2 separate regions of the Homo sapiens genome follow, and region 1 is linked to region 2. A link is a contact called in ENCODE Hi-C or POLR2A ChIA-PET data. All regions are on one chromosome and are shown on one strand. The core of a region is the stretch at or near the end of the contact, and the rest is flanking DNA. Distances in the headings are between cores, read along the strand shown. Region 1 overlaps SMG6 (SMG6 nonsense mediated mRNA decay factor). Region 2 overlaps SMG6 (SMG6 nonsense mediated mRNA decay factor).

The links. A loop is a pair of places that touch in the nucleus more often than their neighbours do. ChIA-PET counts read pairs that join two places held with the same protein, here RNA polymerase II (POLR2A). Pooled maps may share reads with other maps.
Region 1: a map of naive thymus-derived CD4-positive, alpha-beta T cell shows a loop between it and region 2 (6-fold over the local background). The contact joins two enhancer-like sites. A Hi-C loop is called at or near these places in 1 of 168 maps with a recorded cell type or tissue (naive thymus-derived CD4-positive, alpha-beta T cell), 1 of 37 single-sample maps with no recorded cell type and 8 of 50 pooled maps. POLR2A ChIA-PET finds 5 or more read pairs at or near these places in 4 of 52 experiments (HCT116, activated CD4-positive, alpha-beta T cell, activated CD8-positive, alpha-beta memory T cell and 1 more).

What each region holds. Positions count from the first base shown.
Region 1 is chr17:2,279,729-2,284,439 of GRCh38, forward strand. SMG6 (SMG6 nonsense mediated mRNA decay factor) reads right to left here. Exons shown (of 19, transcript NM_017575.5): 7 at 3,897-4,007; 8 at 2,919-3,131. Among named protein-coding and RNA genes, the nearest start is that of SMG6, 22 kb to the right of the region's middle. Within about 2 kb of position 2,768, at least 2 of the 41 ENCODE cell types and tissues checked have a DNase peak (open chromatin) inside an H3K27ac peak, as active enhancers do.
Region 2 is chr17:2,191,369-2,195,861 of GRCh38, forward strand. All of the region lies in intron 10 of SMG6 (SMG6 nonsense mediated mRNA decay factor), which reads right to left. Among named protein-coding and RNA genes, the nearest start is that of SMG6-AS1, 100 kb to the left of the region's middle. RefSeq lists an enhancer at 3,313-3,814. Within about 2 kb of position 1,288, at least 15 of the 41 ENCODE cell types and tissues checked have a DNase peak (open chromatin) inside an H3K27ac peak, as active enhancers do.

The sequences.
Region 1 (4,711 bases), core at 1,518-4,017, 90 kb after region 2:
GAACATGTCAAGCACGACTCCAGTCGCTCACAGGAGAACTTCTCACACTCTAGACTCCAGCCATACTGAACTACTCGCAGTTCCTGAAGCCTCCATGCCTCATCCACATTTTCATGCCTCCAAGTAGAAATGCCTTTACGACATCTTTAAGCTGCAAAATGCGGCCTCGCCCCAGCCTTCCCTAACCATGACTGGATTAGGTGTTCCAACTGCATGCTCCCACGGCCTCTCATGCTTGCCTTTATCACAGTACTTACCACACGGAACTATAATGACACACCTATGTCTTCCTCACGTGACCAAGTGCTCTTTGAGGTTAAAAATCATTTTTGGTTATTTTAATTTCTCTATCCTCAATGCTTACTTCTTATCAATGTGTGTGTTCCAAGGAACAGAGAAAGCAAGCTAAGCTCTTGGGACCTACTGTGAGAGAAAAAAAAGAATATAGGAAGCTAACTTGGGCCTAAGAAAGCAGGTAAAAATGGCAGTGTGGTTTCCTGGATAGATAAATGAAAAGTTATGAAACTGCAGATTTCTTTTTCTTTTTTTTTTGAGACAAAGTCTGGCTTCTTTGCCCAGGCTGGAGTGCAGTGGCACGATCTCGGCTCACTGCAACCTCCGCCTCCCGGGTTCAAGCAACTCTCCTGCCTCAGCCTCCCGAGTAGCTGGGATTACAGGAGTGCGCTGCCACGCCCAGCTAATTTTTTTGCATTTTTAGTAGAGACAGGGTTTCACCATGTTGGCCAGGCTGGTCTCGAACTCCTGACCTTGTGATCTGCTCGCCTCGGCCTCCTAAAGTGCTGGGATTACAGGCGTAAGCCACCGCGTCAGGCCAGAAACTGCAGATTTCTTCGAGGGCTGGTAGCCTAAAATGAAAAGCTCAAACTCAAAGATTTAAATTTAAAGAAAATTAAGGGTAATAGTTACCCAAGGATGATGTACAAACTAAAAATATATAGTTTCATCAATAGTTTAGAAAACAAATTACCACGTTGTAGTCTACCTACAAGAATTTAAAGTTTTTACCAAAAATATATTCATCTATTATTTGTATAATTAGAAATAAAATGGGACAGACATGATACACCTCATGCCTGTAATCCCAGATCTTTGGGAGGCCACGGGAGGACTGCTTGAGGCCAGGAGTTTGAGACCAGCCTGCGCAACAGGGCAAGTCTCCATCGCTACAAAAAATTAGCTGGGTGTGGTGGCATGTGCCTGTAGTCCTAGCAACTCAGGAGGCTGAGGCAGGAAAATCACTGGAACTCAGGATTTCGATCGCATCACTGCACTCTGGCCTGAGCAACAGAGACCGACCCTGTTTTTGATTGTATTCATTTATTTTTTGGAAGGCAGAGTCTCACTCATCACTCAGGCTGCAGTGCAGTGGTGCAGCCTTGACGCTCTTGGGCTCATTCTTGACTTTTTTGAGACAGGGTCTTGCTCTGGCACCTACGCTGGATCATAGCTCATGACATCCTTGAACTCCTGGACTCAAGCAATCCTCCTGCCTCAGACTCCTGAGTAGCTAGAACTAGAGGCCCGCATCACCATGCCCAGCCAATTTTGAAAATTTTTTTACAGAGACAGAAGCCTCGTTTTGTTGACCAGGCTGGTACTGAATTCCTAGGCTCCAGCGAACCTCCTGCCTTGGCCTCCCAAAGTGCTGGGATTACAGATGGGAGCCACCACACCAGACCTTGACTCTTTCTTCTCCCTGAGCTCCCCACGTTCAACCAAGTCTTTTGGATTCTACTGTAATAATATGACTTGTGTCTGTTCACTTCTTCCCACCTCCAAAGCCATTTCTTGGTTCAAGTCTTTTTCATATCTCACTTGGAACTACCGCAGCACCCTCCTTGTCTCCTATTTCTAGTCTTACTCTTCTCCAAACATTTTACAAAGCGGCCAGGGTTTATTTCTGAAGAGCAGATGTTATTCCCCTATTTAAAGCATCCAATAGCTTCCTACTATTTTCAGGATAAAGGTCAAATAATTTATCATATGACCCTTCAACATCTAGCCCCAGCTTACACCACCCACTGGGTGAATTTTACCCTTAAGGCGCAACGAACCAGCCACTGCAGTTTTCCACCTACCGTGCTCTCTCTCCCCCAGCCAGCCTCAGCCCTTTGCATATGCTATTTCCTTTGCCTGGGAATCACTTTACCACCTCCCTTTCCTTCTCAAGCTAACTCCTACTTGTTCTTTATACTTCAATTGACCAATGGCTGCTTTGGTCCCATGGCTATGTGCTCTCATATACTGGGTGTGCACCCCAAAAACAGAAGTAATTACAATGTTAAGTCTCTTGCGTCCTCCACTAGAATGCACTGAGACAGCAAGAGATCTTGTTCACTGTTATCTTTAGTGACTGGCACACTGTCGATAATTACTTACTGAGTCAATGAAGAGGAGAAATCTTCTAAACAAGCCTGTGATTTTTCTACTGTCATTTCTCCTGGCTTAAAGGAAAAAGTCCCCGCCCAAGAGTTATAAGAGGATATCCCATAGAAAGCCCATCACAAATCAGACTAACTAACCTATCCATGCTACTTTAGTTCATTCTCGGAATATAAGGTCAACCAAGAGGAAAAGATAAGTACAAAATCCCACATAGAATCCTAAAGCATCATGTTGATGACGCTGAACAAAAAGCAGCAAAAAAAAAAAAAAAAAAAAAAAAATTCTAATCCTACTTTTACTAAATTCTGCAGTGACACATAGTGGTGAGAGAGGGAAGTACATAATAAAGATAAAGGAAGCGTACATGAGAAGGGAAAAGACCATCAGGGAGCCTCAAGTGGTTTGTCTTCCTTGCAATCAGTGGGAAGTATCTGTGCCTCACAGCTGTATGAACCAGGGCACCCAGGCTTACTGAGCTAGTTTGGCTCATTGCATCATTCTCAGGAACTTACATCACTGGGACTCAGGCTGCCCAGCCCATTCTCTTGCTCAGAATCCTTCCCAGACTCAGTGCCCTGGGAAGACCGTGGATGGGATGGATGAATCCAGATCTCCAGGCGAGTGGTGTCATCTCCAACATGCCGGAAAGTAGACTTCTTTCCTTTCCGCCACTGGTCAGGGCTCAGGTCAAATTCCTCATGTTGCTTCTTTTCCATCTGTTCTGCCTATATAACATACAAACACATTAGCTCATGGCCTGGTGTGGTGGCTCACGCCTGTAATCCCAGCACTTAGAGATGCGGAGGCAGGCGGATCACTTGAGGTCAGGAGTTTGAGACCAGCCTGACCAACATAGTGAAACCCTGTCTCTACTAAAAATACAAAATTAGCTGGGTGTGGTGGCGCATATCTGTAATCCTAGCTACTCGGGAGGCTGAGGCATGAGAATCACTTAAATCCGGGAGGCAGAGGTTGCAGTGAGCCAAGATCGCATCACTGCACTCCAGTCTGGGCAACAAGAGCGAAACTCTGTCTCAAAAACAAAAAACACACATGAGCTCAGACTTTCCTGAGACTCAGCTTACAAAGAGAAAAGCCTCACCTCACCGGTATTTATTTGACAATAAAAATACTGTACCACAGTCCCAAAGTAGCAGAGTGTCATCTGCTTTGTTTCATATAGTTATTAATTCTGTAGACTGAAGGCTGTAGAGCACGTACATGTACATCCAAGGGCCCCTGAAAGCTCTCCTGAAGATCACAGTTTTGTTCTGCACAGGGGCTGACCAACTACCCACCAGCACAGTCTGATGGGACCATTTAAGGACACTATGAGTCATTCCCCGAGGACACACAGACACTGAGCAATAACTGCACCTTGGATAAACCTCACTGGCTACGATCCTGCCGGTGCGCAGAGCTAGGGCACACCAACACTCAGGGAAATGCACTATTCGAGGAAGGAAGGGTTCTGCCACATCCCCACTCACCTTCCGCTTGGTCTCTTCAAACAAGCTCATGAGACTCTCCTTGGCAGTCAGGATAGGGTTGCTGGCAGCTAAACTGCGCATATAGTAATAGACAGCGTCAAGCTTCCTCCTCTGTGGAAAGAGGCCAGAGACATTCAGTCAACCAATTCTCGTCCTAACTCCAGCAAGAGGCAGCTGACTCAGGAAACCCTACTATCTCTCCCAGCCTGTCTCCCAAACTGAGAGGAATCCCAACAACAAAATCAGAAATGCTATCCACAGGAGAAGCCATTGCAATTACATCACAGATCTCTTCTTGCACAGTATTATATCTTACATGCAGAGGTGCTCCAAGAACCAAGTACTCATAAGGAGAGAAAGGAATAAACAGGCTCTTAAAATATAAACAGAAATTACATCTTGTTCTTAGAAAAAGCATGATGTTCAATTCACTTTATATTTCCTGTTCTTATCAGAGAGTCAGTATGCTATAATGAAATCACGAAATTACAAGCCAGACAGACCTTGGTCCAAATACTGGCTAATCCAGGAGTTGACTCGGAAACTTTGGACAAAAGACTCCAAGATTATTACATTATTATGTAATAATCTTCCTGAGTTCCTATATCCTCAACATTACAATGGGAGTAATAATACCCAATGGAGGAGTATCCTCAGGTTTACAAAGTGTTGTCCACTGTCTCACACTTAACTGTACTTAATCAATGATGTTGCCATTGTTATTGATAATTTTTTAAAATAAATAAGTAGCTGAGTTGAACATTTTATGGATATTATTCAAGAAATTCAGCAAGTCTATTTATAAGCAATTAATA
Region 2 (4,493 bases), core at 38-2,537:
CTGGCCCTAGTCTGATGAATGCCCATATATATCCCTAGTGTTGGGCTGGGCCAAGCCAACAAGTGATGTGGGGTGGGGGAGGAAAAGGCATTGTTTGCCTTGGTATTCGCCTGGGTTCCTCTGGCTTTGTGTCAGGTAGCAGGAGCATGACAGGAGCTGAGGAACTCATTAACACTGTGAAACAGCCTTTCCCCTTCTTTCCAAAAGCAGAGACTTGCTTAAGGGTTTCGGGTAAGGGTTTTGGCTAAGGAAGTCAGACGGAAATATTTCTTAATAAGAAAGTCACCTGAGGTCTGAACTTGGTTCTGCTCCTTCCCACATGTGGGCAGGTGACCACAGCTCCTATTATTCCTATGGCCAAATACCGGCTCGGACAGAAATATTCTTCTTGCTCCTATGTAACAGGGAGACTTTCTCGTTTTTCTGAGAATATATTCATGGAAAACATAAACCAACTGTCGTCAAAGTTGCATGAAATCAGGAAATGGAGCGGCCGGGAGAAGGCTGCCATGTGGCCGGATGTTATGTATTTCTAATTAGTGCTATACATCTTTCAACAGCAAGTGTCCTTCTGCTGGGAAACACAACACACTGCCCTTGTTATTGTAACTGTCAGAGAAGTGCTTAAACAGATAATCTCCAGGAAAAGTGATAAACACGTCCCCTCTCCCACCAGTATGTGTGCGACGGTGCTGCCAAAGCAAAGCTGTGCCTGACAGCTCCAGGATGGCAAAGCATCCTCCTGCAGGAAATGGGAGTGAGGCAGGAGGGGCGGAGAGGGAAGAGCAGGGGATGGGAGGCAGGCCCACCTGCCTGGGCCCTCTAAGCCGAGCCAAGGGATGGTGGTTCAGAACCACTGCTTCTGATCAATTCCAGTGTTGCCATCAGGGAGAGATTTGAAGGAAACCAGTACCAGTGGGATGGAGTTTGGTTGGTCACAGAAAAATCTGGCAGCGATGGAACTATCAGAGTTCCCTTGGTGCACACAGCCAGTTTCCTGGCAAGAGCATAAGAAGAGTAATGAAGAGAAGACACAGGATGGATGACACCTAAGTCTGATGCTCTGATAGCAGCAGAGGGGATTCTGAGGGCACTGGGGTCCACGAGCCATTCCAGCCCAGAGAACCAACTATCTGCCTGGCTGCATCACTAAGAGCTGGAGAAAAACGCAGGCAAGACCACTTATTCACCAATTCCCTCCCCACTGTCTCCTCCCAAAGAAAGGAAATGAATGGTCAGTCACCTCCAAACTACCACCACCTGGAGGCAATTTGTTGGCCCTTATCTTTCCGACATAAGGCTGCTTTTCTCATGAGTCAGTTACCAGTCAGACACAAGGCTGGCACAGTTCCTAAGCAGCCCACCAAAACCTCCTTGTCTACAGGAAGTGGGCAGTGAGAGTATCTTTCAACTGCTGCTGCTTGAGCCACAGAGTTCCCCGTGGCAGCTGCTAGCTGAAGAGGAGGTAGAGGAAGCAGTCGCTGTATAGGAACGAGACAAAAACAAAATCTCAGAGCAAAAGCAGAGATGTCTTTTCATCATTTTATTCCCTGAGGAGCAGAACGAATGAGTCAGCAGAATCAGGCACTAATACACCCAAGCAAATTATTCATGCACAATGGCAAAACAGAGGCTGACTGAGTGTAAAGCAAGTCATAACATTTCCCTAAACTGATACAGCCAAGTGACATGGTGGAATATTTGTCCCCACCCAAATCTCACGTCGAATTGTAATCCCCACTGCTGGAGATGGGGCCTGGTGGGAGGTGTCTGGATGGCAGGGTGGATCCCTCAGGGCTTGGGTGCTGTCTATGTGGTAGTGGCTGAATTCTTGCAAGATCTGGTCCTTGAAAAGTAGGTGGGACTGCCCCACTCTTTGCTCCTGCTTTCGCCATGTAAAGTGCCTGCTCCCCTTTCGCCTTCTGCCATGATTGTAGCCTTCCTTAGGCCTCCCTAGAAGCCGAAATGCTTCCTGTACAACCTGCAGAACCGTAAGTCAATGAAACCTCTTTACTTTATAAATTATACAGTCTTAGGTATTTGTCTATAGCAATGCAAGAACGGCCTAATGCACCAAGACAAGACAGAAGAAGGTGGAAGGTAATTTCCTCCCTAGGAGCCCTCGCTGTCAGTGTTCCCTTTGGATTTTCTTCTAAAGCTCTTCTGAAAGTAGGGAAATATGGGGGCAAAGGAAATCCCAATCTTCTAACAAAATGACTTCTCCCATTAATTCCGAAAACACTTGAGTGCCCAATTGTGGAGGATATAAAGGAAAGTAGGATCCTGTCTGGGAGAAGAAGATAATCTAATAAGGAAGACAGGAAGAATACATACCTACTCAAGTAACTATAATTCAAGACAATGTACTACATATCATAAGGAAGATGGAAGTAAGATGTTTCTGTCACCAGAGGGAGAGGAAACCATTTCAGCTAGCATGTAACAGAGAAGGTTTCATGGTAGAGACCTTTATTTTTGAGACAGATTCTCACTCTGTCGTCTAGACTGGAGTGGTGCAGTGGTACAACTGTGGCTCAGTGCAACCTCTGCCTCCTGGGTTCAAGCGATTCTTCCGCCTCAGCCTCCCAAGTAGCTGGGATTAGAGGCACGCACAGTTTCACCATGTTGGTCAGGCTGGTCTCGAACTCTCGGACTCAAGTGATCCACCTGCCTCGGTCTCCCAAAGTGCTGGGATTACAGGCATGAGCCACCATGCTCGGCCAGAAGAGACCATTTCTAAGGTGGGCTGGAAGAGATGAACAATGATGGAGTTGGTGGATGCAGGGGGGACCACATGTACTACTTGAGGCACGCAAGTACTGTGTGTGCTGTGCTCTACCTGGAACCACAAAGTATAGGGCCTGCAATGCCAGAACAGGGAACATGAACTTGACTCAACAGTGAGGGAGCACTCACTCAATGTTCTTGGATGAAGCAATGAGTGAATATTTTATAAAGATTAATCTAGCTAAAGCATTTAGGACTAATTAGGGTAGCTGGAAAAAGGTAACAATGAGGGAGACCAGTTGGGAAGCTAAGAGAGCATGAACTTGTTTGAAGCAAGCGAAATTACATGTAAAGCACTCATAAAGTTTATAATGCCAAGTAAGGGTAACATCTTCTTATAATAGAGGTAGAAGAGGGAATGAAAAGCAGTGCACAGATATGAAAATTACCGCAGAAAGAAAATCAAAAGAGGCCAGGAATGGTGGCTTACGCCTGTAATCCCAGCACTTTGGGATGCTGAGGCAGGAGGACTGCTTGAGAGCCCAGTAGTTCAAGACCAGCCTGAGCAACAGAGTAAGACCCTGTCTCTACCAAAAGAAAAGAAAACAAAACAAAACAAAAAAAAAAAGAAAGAAACATCAAAAGAGGCTGGAGATAATGCTGTTGAGGGGGTACGTAGGGGTGAAGACTGCTGGAGCAGGTCAAAGACTCTCACGTGTATTCTCGGCAGGTTCCAGAGGATCCTGAAAACTCAAGAAGAGTAACAACTCACCAAACAAGATCCAAGTAAGGGGGAAGAAACTCAGGACTGCAAAACACCTGGAGGGAGAGAGGTATGTGTCAAGGAGTCCCCAGGCTCCCTCCCTCTTGGCTCTGGGCCAAGTCCTGTCTTTCCAGAACAAAGACACTTCAGGGGGTCAGAAATACTTGAGGAAGACCTAGCAAGAGGCGGCCTGGGAAGTCTGAACTGGTGCTCCCTGTGGAAGCCATTAGATATTCGGCACTTCATTTGTTTCCAATTCTTGTACGAGTACAGCTCCAGGCTGTGGGGTGACAGGCTCCTCTCTGACGTAATCAGGAAGCAGCTGCAAAATTAAGGAATCCCTCATGACATCATAAAAAGGGTCGATGGTTTACTGGGGAAAGTATAAAAATTAATTACATATTCCCACATGACACCCTTCCCCTAAATCTGTACACACCCTCTCCCACCTCCACACATTCTCTCATCAACAACATCCAGAAGCCACCTCAATGGACAGGGTACAAAAGGGCAAACAAAACCCAGAGAAGGTTCTTTGATGCACTCACACTGTCTGCCCACCTATTTGGAACTTAACAAGCAATACCTTGTCCTGGAATTGTTATTCATACAGTAGGTTTCCTCAACAGAATTATAAGCCCCTTGAGGGCAAGAGCTATGTCAAGACTTCACATCCTTGGAAATCAGCACCATAGAGAGGTTCAAGAAACATTTGCTGCTCATAATAGTAGGCACACTTGCCTCTCTCACTTTGGATCTAACCATGAATGACATGATTCCACTGTGGCCAGACATAATAACTAAGACATTTTGAGACCTATGTTAGGCAAACAATATTTATATATATTATCTCAAAGCTTTACAAAAGGATTGCCTGAGTATTATTCTCCTTTTTGACATTTGAGGAAACAGGCTCAGAGAGACTAAATGACCTGCCCAATAACACAAGGCTAGAAAGTGCCAGAGCTGGGATCTGAATCCAGTTCTGTCTGCTCTCATGCCC